2 separate regions of the Mus musculus genome follow, and region 2 is linked to region 1. Evidence: chromatin loops called from intact Hi-C (ENCODE). Cell type or tissue: left cerebral cortex. All regions are shown on one strand. Links, peaks and the distances in the headings refer to the core of each region. The heading gives the core; the rest is flanking DNA.

Evidence for each region. Peaks named below come from ENCODE experiments on the same cell type or tissue, not always from the same donor. Only the 100,000 strongest peaks of a DNase experiment are listed, where the experiment ranks them.
Region 2: it touches region 1 in a loop (4-fold over the local background); 6 of 42 quality-filtered maps call a loop at or near these places.

The regions. Positions count from the first base shown.
Region 1 is chr1:92,608,137-92,614,036 of GRCm38, forward strand. Olfr1410 (olfactory receptor 1410) reads left to right here. Exons shown (of 1, transcript NM_146491.1): 1 at 1-671. The coding sequence ends at 671. Among named protein-coding and RNA genes, the nearest start is that of Olfr1410, 3.2 kb to the left of the region's middle. In left cerebral cortex, for the core only: a CTCF peak has its summit at 3,079 (motif pointing left); a DNase peak (open chromatin) is centred at 3,074.
Region 2 is chr1:92,469,488-92,475,387 of GRCm38, forward strand. It overlaps Ndufa10 (NADH:ubiquinone oxidoreductase subunit A10), which reads right to left and starts at 4,271. Exons shown (of 10, transcript NM_024197.1): 1 at 4,176-4,271; 2 at 1,330-1,498; 3 at 376-591. The coding sequence starts at 4,250. In left cerebral cortex, for the core only: no CTCF peak of the experiment used is centred there; DNase peaks (open chromatin) are centred at 2,363 and 4,334; H3K4me3 peaks cover 1,803 bases; H3K27ac peaks cover 1,117 bases.

The sequences.
Region 1 (5,900 bases), core at 395-5,394:
GCTTTGCAGGATGTGCCACTCAGTTCTTCTTTTTCTCCTTGTTGGCTGCCACCGAGGCTGTGCTCTTAGCTGTGATGGCCTATGACCGCTTCATGGCCATCTGCAGTCCCCTGAGGTACCCTGTGACCATGTGCCCTATGACCTGTGCCCGTCTTGTCCTGGGTACCTTCTGTGTGGCGTGCCTAAACTCCATTGTGCAAACCAGCCTCACGTTCCAGCTGCCCTTCTGCAGCTCCAACTACATTGACTACTTCTTTTGTGACGTGCCCCCATTGCTTCAGCTGGCCTGTGCCAGCACAGCTATCAATGAGCTTGTCATGTTTGGCATTTGTGGCTTCATCATTGTGTGTGCTGTGTTTGTGGTCATCATCTCTTATGGTTACATCACTGTCACCATCCTCAGAATGCGTTCAGGGTCAGGGCGACACAAGGTCTTCTCCACCTGTGGCTCTCACATGACAGCTGTGTCCTTGTTTTATGGAACTGGCTTTGTTATATATGGCCAGCCAGGAGGTGTGGCATCCATGGAGCAAGGCAAGGTGGTCTCCACAATCTACACCCTGGTCATCCCCATGCTCAACCCCCTCATCTACAGTCTGCGGAACAAGGATGTGAAGGACGCCCTGAGGAGGCTGGGACAGAGGCACAGTCTGGTGAAGGAGAGTGGCTAGTGACATCATTGGGAGCCATGCTAGGGTCACAGAAGGGAAGGATCCTTAGGAAACAGAGTATCTACTTTTGATACTATGTCTACCCATCCTGTTCTCTTTGTTCTCTTGTTTCCGATTTTCTGCCTTCCTGTCTTCTTTTTCTCTATCCATCCCTCCATGTATCCATCAACACATCCATCTGTTCACCATCTTCCCTGGCTTTCTTGAATGTATATCATTAGCCAAGCATTTAAAAAATGTGAATGAGGCACATTCTTCAAGGCTCCAAAGAGCAAAGAAGACTGAATCACTTACACTTTCGTTCTGACAGAAGGCATAGTGCACTGCTGGAGGCATGAGGGGCTTAGATGCCATTGGCTCCCAGCACCTTTCTTCAACCACCAGCCAGGGGTTAGAGATGCTGCTACAATAAGATTCCCAGTGCGTGGAATCTTCAACCTTGGCCTGGCAGCTTGTAACTATAGCAAGGACTTACTCATCCCCACAGATGTCTCCGAGTAAGGAGGAAGCCTTGGTGAACGTTACTTTACAATAGCCTGCTTTCCTCTACCCGTGGGGCTTGTCTGTGTCACTTCCCTGTGTGTCTGATCCCAGCCCCCAGTTCCATCCTGTTCCTGCCCAGGAGACTTACAGAGAGGGAACTGATCTCTAAGCATGGCTGAAGGCTGAAGGCATCTGCCATTGGGAAGTAGAGAGTAGACAGAGGAGGTCAAGGTGTAAAATCATCCCATTTGCCCTTTCTGGGCACCCTGCAGGTCTCTGTCAATTTCCTCTCCTGGCCTCCAGACCCCAACCTCATTCCCAGGTTTCAGGTTTAACTAGTCAAAGTCTTCCTTTATTTAAACAGTTCTGGCACATTCTGTTTTGTAAATGGCATGTATCTCAATTTCAGTGATATTATCTCCCCCACCATCCTCTCCCTCTGTGTGTCTGTCTCTGACTGCTGTCTCTGTGTCTCTGTCTGTCTCTCTCTCTCTGTGTCTCTGTCTCTCTGTCTGTCTGTCTCTCTCTGTCTGTCTCTCTGTCTCTCTCTGCCATTTTACGCAGTTTTAGCAGTTAAGAGGGAACAATCCATGTGATGTTATCCGCAGTGTTAGAACTCAATGCTAGAAAAGAACAGTTGGCAGCGTCTTTTGGCTCACCCTTACTCAAGTGCAGACTCTTCTTCACCTTGTAGATGTTAGTAGTGCAAAAAGTGAAGAGTCAGCTTACAGACTTCCCGGGAGAGGATTCCTCCTTAATCAGAGCCAGTTTGGCATGAAGAGGGATGCAAACTCTATGCTGAACAGTATAGAGGAGAAAGATTCAGAAAATTACCAGCACATCCCATCTGTACACAGGCTGCATTAAGATACTAGGAGCACCCCCGACCAAGAGTATCAGGGCTTGGGTTTGATCTTCTGTTGTCATATTTGAGACTTTTCTTCTGCTGCAATCAGAGCACCTCAAGTTCTCACAAAATAGGGGAGGCCAGTCCTAAGAAGTAACCTCAAATCCAGACACCCCTTCCCCCACAGCTGACTGCAGCTGCGCGCGGTCTTGTACCAGGGTGCCAGGCAGTATACTGAGGTTGGGGGTGTTTTACACAGGTCTCAGGCTTTCCCAGTAAGCATTTTACCCACAGAGTAACCCCTAGTCTCTTTTTTTCTTGTTGTGACATGAAGTACCTGACCAAAACAACTCAGAACTTATTTTGGCTTACAGTTAGGAGGTGCACAGTCCATCAGGGTAGCGAAAGCACAGCAGCAGGAATGTATGCAGGAGGTCACACTGTATCCACACTTGGGACAAAGAGAGCAGACAGAAACCAGCCAGGGTTTAAAAATCTCAAGCTCTCCCCATAGTGACCTCCTTCTAGCAAGGCTTCTCATCCTAAACCTTCAATAGTGTCTTCAGTTGGGGGCCAAGTGCAGCAGCCTGTGTATGTCACATTCAGAACGACTTCAACCCTCTAAAGAACCTTCTGTTTCTACAAGCACAGGGCTCAGCAAATCTCACAAGCCATCACACCTTTGGGCTCTGAAACAGTGACACGAATTATCTAAGCATCAGGTATCTCAGACGATCTTGTCTTTCCTCTTGGGAAATCTGACTGCAGGGTTTTACAGTAGTTTAAGGTTCTATTTTTGAGCTGAGTTTCTCTACTTCCTAATTTATATCAATGCCCAACTGTGTTATAAACAAAGATCTGTTTCTGTTTTTAACCATCTGCCTTTAAAATGACCTCAATTATGTAAATGCAGACTAATGGCAAGTTTCTAGAAATAGCTGTTAGGTTGTGCAGAGCTTTGCCTTGCCCCCGTGTTTGCCTGTGTATCTAAAATGCTAGGGAAGCAAAAAGAATCAGGAGACATTTTTGAGGCGCCCTGGTTCTCACCTGCATGGCCCTAGCCTATCCTACACTGCCACCTACTGGGCACTGATGGTACATTAGTGGTTAATTTTTCTCACCTGTGCTGCAGACCCCACAAGCAAGGACCACCCACCGCTAATTTATTTACTGATAAAGGCCTTATCAGATGCACGTGGCAGCCCGGGCCTTAGCCTCAAATAATGAAACCCTGTTGGGTCTAAGCTCATCTGTTTTCACTTTAGATCCTATTGTTTGAGAGAAGAAATGAAGTGTCCATGGAAAGAGTTTCATAGAGTGTCTCAAATTTCCTGTTAATGTCTTAAATAGAAATAATTTTAGAAGAGTAAATATTTTTTTTTAAAAAGAAAAGACCTTAAATACTTTAAGCCATTATTCGATATTTTGACCAAGAAGAGGAACTTCCTATCTCTGTTTCTCCTTACAATGCCAGGAACAAAGAGAAGTATATCTTCACATGCTGTGATCTCTCCTAGAGAAAGTACATTAACTTTATCCATCAGATGATACCAATAAGAAAAATGGCTCTGAACACAAAGGACATTTCCTTCCTTAGCTAACGTTACAAAGGATAGCAAGGCAACAAATTGGAAAGTCATAGTCCCCCTTCCACAGGATGCTGTTCAGTTAGGGCCTAGAAGTCTTAGCAAAAATGGGGGTCTAAGAAGGGAAAGTGTGAGGTTGCCGTTGTAAAGCTGTGTGGTAGGATCCTCAGAGAGTCTGATCCAGTTCCCTACTCCTGAGGCTGAGCTTTGCCCATAGCAATTAGCACAAGCCTGGGAGGGCAACCACGGGAGTCTTGGCATGCACTGGAGGAAGACAAGAGGCTTCCGTCTAAATAAGGCTTAGATCTAAAGTGTGCTGGTTAATGTGGTCTCTCACCGAGACAATGCCTTGGACAGCTCTCCTACTTTATCCAATGCATGGCAGTGGCTTAGAACATCCATAGCTTCATCTTTCAAGCAATGTGAGTGCTCCCATCTGGCTCAAGAAGAGAAGACAGAAACCTCTGTGGGAGTCTCCACCTCTAACGTGGCTGGCATGCAGTAGATTCTAGGTAGATCTTCAGCCAGAAAGGGTGTGTGTGTGAAGAAATGAAAGCAACACAAGCCAGAAAGAAACTCTGCTATGTGCAAAATTCAGTCCCAGGAGTAGTGAACTGGACCAGGCTCTCTGAGTAGAGAAGCAGCCATCACAAAAAACTCATCATTGATACTTCAGAGGATACCAGGCACCACCAGGATGGGTAAGCAGTCTAATGTGCTTTGTTCAGAGAGAGAGAGAGAGAGAGAGAGAGAGAGAGAGAGAGAGAGAGAGAGAGAGAATCCCCTAAAGGTGTCATTGACATCAGAAGATGTGACCCAATGTGCCAGCTATGCAGCAAATGTCCTTCTCAGAGACCTCTACTCAGTAGTAGCCAGTTCAGGGTGAGCTTGGTGAAGCAGATCTGGGGTCCATTAAGAAAAAAAGAAAAGCAAGCTAGGCATAGTGGCACATGGTTTAATCCCAGCACTGGGGAGGCAGAGACAGGTAGATCTCTGTGAGTTTGAAGCCATCCTGATCTACACAATGAGTTTCAGGAAAGTACCCTGTCTTGATAAACACTCTGCCCTAGTGCTCTCTCTCTCTCTCTCTATATATATATATATATATATATATATATATATATATATACACATATAATTAGAAATTATATATACACATATATATAATTTGTATGTGTTATGTTTTATTATGTTTTTACTCAGTTTTAAGTCATCTGCCAGTGTCCCTGTTTTGTTTGTTTCTGAGAGACATAAAGATATATATATATATATATATATATATATTTCTCTTATGTATCTTATTGAAAATTAATGTGTACTAGTTGCACATCCTTATGTCTGCATAGAATGTATTTTGATCAGAATCCCCCCATTGCCCTTACTTCTCCCTCCCATTTCTATTGATAGCCTTACTTTTCCTGTCCCCATTTCTTTTAGTTCCATTTTTAAGGGTGTAAACAAATGAGCTTAATTAGAGTCACTACAGAAGCATGAGTTATTTACAGGAGCTTGGAAAACTTGCCTAGGACTACCAGTTATGACCATCTCTGGCCTTTTCCCCAGGAGTCATTAGCGGTCCATAACCTATTAGCATAAACATAAATATTTATTAACTTCTTATATTCTATTAGCATAAACATGAATATTTATAAGGCGATTTGACAGGCATGCCTTGTGCAGTGGACAGTGGTTATTGCAGAGATCTCATAGCTGGTCAAAGTACTGAGAATAAACAACTGTTGAAAGCTCACCCCCAAACGGAACATCTCTCTTACGCCATCTAAGGCTCAAGAAACCTTACAGAGAAGGGAAAGACTTAATGTAAGATCAAGAAGATGAGGCATTGTTTTCCGTGCACAGCATAGCCAGTGTGCTCTTGAGTCTCAGCAGCTGTGATTCCTTCACTTGCACAAGGTGGGTGTGACTAGGTTTACAGTATCAGATGTGAAACCTCTCCTGTAGTGTGGGCCTCAAATCCAATCAGAATATGGTTGGTTTCTTGCACCACGATTGCGCTGGTGGGCTCATGTTACGTGGCAAGTCAGTAAGCATGCAGTGTCCACCACTGAGTACAGTCAAGGGTGATAATTCTCAGGCAGCCTGCGCAGCACTTTCTGCTGCTATAGCATCCAAGCAGCCAACCCCTGAGCTTGTAGCTCAGTTCCAGCTTGATTCCTCTCTGCCCTACCAAAGCATGTGACATCTTCATCCACCTTCTTTATACATTTTAAGACATTCTTGACTATAGACAACATATTCTTCACCTGTCCTGATTGACTGAACATTTTATTATGACACATCTCTTTATAGGTG
Region 2 (5,900 bases), core at 481-5,480, 140 kb before region 1:
CCCACCTCTGCTACCTTTTTAAGGTTTAACTTTTAAACTGACCACTGTCCCTCCAGAAAACCCATTGGCTGTCATCCATGTCTCTCTCCATGGGACATGTAGTCCATCCTCATGACTGTGACTTCACATTTTCCCAGTCATCTGTATGCTGTCCTCCAAATACAGTGTCATACCGTCAACAAGCTGCAGAGCTCCCTGTCGTGGGCAGCAACAATAAGGCTACACTATTTTGAGCCTGCATCTACAGGGATTTTGAGGACTTACAATCTTACTGGAAACACAGAACTTACCTAAAAGTACCTATTCAGAAAACCCTCTCCTCAGAAAACCATCAAGGAGCATGCCCTCCACCCCCGACCAAGGACACAGCCATACCTGTGCTCAGCAGGTGCTCCAGGGCATCTGCATACTGAAGAAGGCGGCTGGCATACAGCCAGGACTGCAGGCGGTAGCTGTTGCCATCGTTGCTCTTGGGATCATCATAAAATTTCTCTAAACTACAGCTGCCACTAAACTCTATGTCGAGGGGCCTTCCATCGCCTGTGGTGGTGCTTGAGTACTGTATCCCTGCTTCTGGGTAGTGCTTCATGCCTATAGGGAGAAGACCTGGATGACCACTCACTCCTACTGCAAGTGTGTGCTTGGACAGAAACCCAAAGAAAACTTGAATGTTATTGTCAGGGCTGGTCATCAGAACCCAAGGGAAAGTCCCCTTTGAGCCCACACTTCATCACATACTCAAGAAGCACATTCTATGCTGTGGACAACAGCTAAAGAACATGCTTCTCCATTCTCTACAACCAAGTAGATCAGCACACCCCTTCCAACCCTCACCCCACTGCTGCAGTCCAATATTCCCAAAGGCAAGCAGGCAGATGGCTGCATGAGGAACTGAAGAGGCCAGCCTATGTCCCATCACCCCACGTGAGAGCCAATGTAGTGACAGCTCCTCTGGCAGGGCAGCTCAGAAAAGGACTCTGCCGCACTCCCAGGTAAAGTCCTATTCCAACTGGTAACTGCCAGGGATGTTTTTAATGTTCCCTTTGAAAGATTAACACCTCTCTCTGATTTGATCTGAGACAGGGTCTCCCCATGAAGCTATGGTTGGCCGAGTACTCACTACATAGCTCAAGCTTGCCTCAATCTCATGGCAATCCTCTTGCTGTAGCCTCGTAAACACTAAGATTATAAGCATATACTCAACAAGCAATTAAAAATATAAAAGACCTACCTTAGGCCTAAATCTACCTAGTCAATAGCCAAGCAAATTCTAGCTGGGATAAGCAGCCACATGCCTGACAGGCCAGGGCCACTCTGCCCGGTGCATACCTAGTTGCTGTGCGATCTCCTTTGCGAGCTTGTTTTTCCCAGAGCATATGTTCCCATCTACTGTTATCACTCGGCTGTACTCATGCAGCTTTTTGGTTGTCTTATCACCAAGAATGGCGGCCAAAAGCCCATACCTCAGCTTGCAGTGCACACTGGTATGAATTCGTCCCTGAAAAACACAACAGCACATCACCACTGTGGTTACTGCAGGCATTAGCAGCTATTATATAAAACACTAAGAGGCACCTCTTGTTTAATGACCTGACTCCCTTCTTCCTCGGTGTGAGCTCTCTGAGAACTGGCTGTTCACCTCCTTAGGTCTCAGAACAGACTAAGAAACAAGGATGCTTGTTATGTTAATGAAAACTGGATGGATGGATAGACAGATGAACAGATGGACAGAAGGATGGATATGCACAAATAGCAGCAGGGAGGGGGACCTGACAGAATAAAGTATCTCTCTGATCTAGGCTTTTACCTTCTGCCTGTTACTAATTCCCTTACCTCCAAGAGACTTTAAGCACGAGAAAGCTAGAAAACTTAAGCTTAAGTAGAGTTTCCATGCTCTAGCGCCGAGAATGATGCCTGCAACAGTGGGAACTGGCCACTATCCACAAACAGAGCTATATAAGCATGATTTTTGCCTTTCTTTAATTCTGTAATCACCCACAGAAGCTGAATGCCCAGGCTCTGTGGAGAAGCATCATCTCCCTCTCCTGCTGCACGGATGCAAGGTCCTCCTCACACCCCTCATCCACAGGCAAGGGACGTCCTCATCAGCAGTCTCCCAGTCTACTCCTCAAACTGAAGCTAAAATAATCCACTCTCCCCAAATAAAATCACCAAGCTGGGGACAGTGGAGGATATATAATTGAAAGGTGAATAATTGAAAGGGCAGCAAATTTTAAAATAAGCAAACAGATCTTACAAAGATCACACAGGCAGCATGTAGGTGCCTAAGATGCCCCCTTGGGAACCAGGAGATGTGCTGTGTGTGTGTGTATGCTCACTGGATGCTCATAAATGCAAATGACTTCCAGCACCCACGTCAGCACCCATACAGCAGGATGCTCTGTACTGCTAAGGAGTGCAAATGGGATGGTCGGTAGAAGACAGATGGTTATAAAACTACAGCCTCACTAACAAACCAGCAAACACATCACCCAATGATAGGAAACATTCCCACAAGAAATTTGCATGCATACTTTTTTTTTTTTTTTTTTGGTTTTTCGAGACAGGGTTTCTCTGTGTAGTCCTGGCTGTCCTCGAACTTACTCTGTAGACCAGGCTGGCCTCGAACTCAGAAATCCACCTGCCTCTGCCTCCCAAGTGCTGGGATTAAAGGTGTGTGCCACCATGCCCGGCTTTGCATGAATACTTAAATCAGCTTTTTCACAATTGCCTTATGGGGAAACTACCAAGATGATCTTCAATAGGTAAATGGATAAATGGCAGTATAACCAAACTATGGAATTAAAGGGAATGACTAAAAAGGCCATAAAGACACAGTGAGTCTTCCCCCACCCCTGCTGTTTTTGGGGGCTGGATTTGAGACAAGAGTCTTGCTATGTAGCCCTGGCTGGTCTGGAACTCCCTGTATACCAGGCTGTCCGAGAATTCATAGATCTGCCTGTCTCATGTTGGGATTAAAGGTGTGCACCACAACATCTGGCTTAAGAAATATTGTCTAGATTGTGTACGTGTGTGTGTGTGTGTGTGTGTGTGTGTGTTAAAAGAGAAACAAGTACTCTTAACAGCTGTGCAGCCCCACAAATAAATTCTAAGTGTAACTGTCAAAGTCTATGTAAAAAAAGAAAGCACTGTGTCAGGTAATATGTGTGACTGATTACACGAGTCTAGCATAGGCAAAATGACAAAAATCATCAAAAGCACAGTGGCTGTCAGGAGTTGACAGGGTGGGAAATAAATGAATATTAAGGACAATAGATTTTTTTTTTTTTAGGGCTGTGAACTACTCTGTGTGTATTGTAAAGTCCAAAATATAATATTGCTCATTGTGCAAAACAATAAAACTTCACAGCATAAAGAATGAACTCAATGCATGAAAAGCTTAGGGTGGAACGGGGTGTGACTGAACTTCCGACATGTGAATATATGAAACGACTTCACTGAAGAGGGTGATGTGAAGATACAGGGGAAGGAGTGTGGTCTCTGAGGGTCAAGGTCAAGAGTGGATTGTGAATATGCTCTGTGCTCTTGCTGCTGTGCTCCACTGCGATCCTAATAGGCTTAAGCTGACAGTGCTAATTCATAGTGGGGCTTAGGCTGACAGTGCCGATCCAGGCTCACATTCACACACACCTCGTCTCTCTCTGGTTCACATCTATACCTCTTTCACACACAGATCACTCCTGTTCAAAATAAAAATCCTTAGCATGACTGTCAACCCCTTTCCGATTTACCACCTATGTAGTTCTAGCTACTATAAAGCAAAGAAGTTATGATGCCGTCATAAGACGTGTCCTGTTTCCAGCCACGGTCCCCTAAGCACCTACTGTCACCCATTATTCTGCATGCACCCTAAAAGGTCCTAATCCTCCCCAATCTACCCCAAATCTCTGTTGCTGCTCCACATCACGTCACCCCAGAGTCTACAAGGCGTTCCACAAAGCAGTTTCTGAACCGATGAGCATGCGGGCCCAGGCTCCGGAGCTCCGGCATCTCGGCTCTCCGTATGCAGCCGGGAAAGTGAGTCCCGCTGCACCGGTGCTGTGAGCGGAGGCCTCAGGAGCTCGCGGCTCACGGGTCTGACAGACGCCGCCGGAGCGTCAGGGCTCGGAGCCGACAGGCCGAGATCCAAGCAAGGAGAGCCACCCGCCGCTCACCACGCGCTGGGCTCCGGCCGCGAGGCCGCGCGCGGGAGCCGACGCCGGGACGAGTCTCAGCAACCTCAAGGCCATGACTTCGCCGTCTGCGCCGGCTCAAGGACCAGAGGGACATGAACGCGACGGGGTCCTAGCTCGTCCGCGGCGCGCTGCCATGACGTCACCACTGAGTGTTCGCGGCGCCTGTCGAAAAAAGAAAATATTCCGGAACTGGGACGGGGCGGGGCCAGAGGGAAGGGGCGGAGCTTAGGCTTGTCGACGCTCTAGTTGCTTGAGCTTAGATTGTTTGGGCGAGGAGCGCGCCTAGATCCTAGACAAGTTATAGTATGAAAGTGGCAAAGGGCTAGAAGTCCTGCCTGGGCCTTGAGGCTCCCAGCTTTGAGCTCGGGTTCTCGCAGATGCTTGAGTTGTGTGACAAAAGTGTGACCCCCCACTCCCAGGTGTTCTGTGGGGTGAATCCTCTCGCTCCCCAGAATCTGTGCTGTCTCCCTGCTCCACGCCCAAACGTAGACCCACTTTCTGTTTGAGTTCTGTAGGGAGGATCCGCTCCCCGCCCTTCTGGTCGCTGAGGAGAGAGTCCATTCCCCATCTGAGTTCTAGGGGCGTCACATTCTCCCTGCCTAGGTTTCTGAGAGAAGGACCTGTCATCAGCTTGAGCCCTGTGGGGGCAACCAATTCACGACCTAGCAGTTCTGAGCTTTTGTAGTGCTAAGAGCTGAGGTGGCCACAGACCTGGCACCACCATATATCTCCAGTGCAGATCACCCTGCCTCATTTCCACAGCTGCCGACTTTATAGTCACCTCCTGGAAAGCTCTTCAGCTCCAAGAGCCTCTGAGGTGGAAGAGTGCAGTGCGCAGAAGCCAGGAAAGTGCTGATAGGGAGAGGATCCCCAAGACAATGAGGAGTTCTGGGTTGGGTTTGGACCACTTTCCATGTAGTTAACACAAAACCTCCCCCGCATTTCTGGATTTCTAGAAAGTCCTGTATCCTTACAGTACATTGAATACGGGAAGGGGAAACCTCTCCTCATTTCTTTTGAATCCTGATCATTATCTCATTTCCCTACTCCCCTCCAGTGTAATTCAAAAATCACTCAACCCCAAAAGAGAAATTTCCCAAGCACGTATGTTTTACTGAAGAATTTTACTTTATACATAAATATATGATACTAAATATGTACAGTCTCCTCCAGAAAACAGAAGCGATAATGCTTACTATCGCATGTTATGCTGCCATAACTGTCAAAGACAGTACAAAAATGTAAGACCTCCATATATCAGTATCTCAGCAAATTGAATCCAGCAACACATGAAATGAGTGGTGCACCACAAGCAATGGGATGTCATCCTAAAATCAACTGATATAAAAAACAAACTAACCAAAATAATTATGTGTGATCAGATTGCTTGGTTCAGGGAAAGCATTTGACAAAATTCAATATTCATTTAAAATAAAAGAACACATATGCTCCAACAAAGGCTACAGGGTGGCTGCTTCATCTTCATAAAGTATGCCCACAAAATCCTAAAGCTAACATCATATGAATAGAGAAAGAATGGGATAAGAGCACTGACTGCTCTTCCAAAGGTCCTGAGTTCAAATCCCAGCAACCACATGATGGTTTACAACCATCCGTAATGACATCTGACGCCCTCTACTGGTGTGTCTGAAGACACCTACAGTGTACTTACATATAAATAATAAATAAATATATATATATATA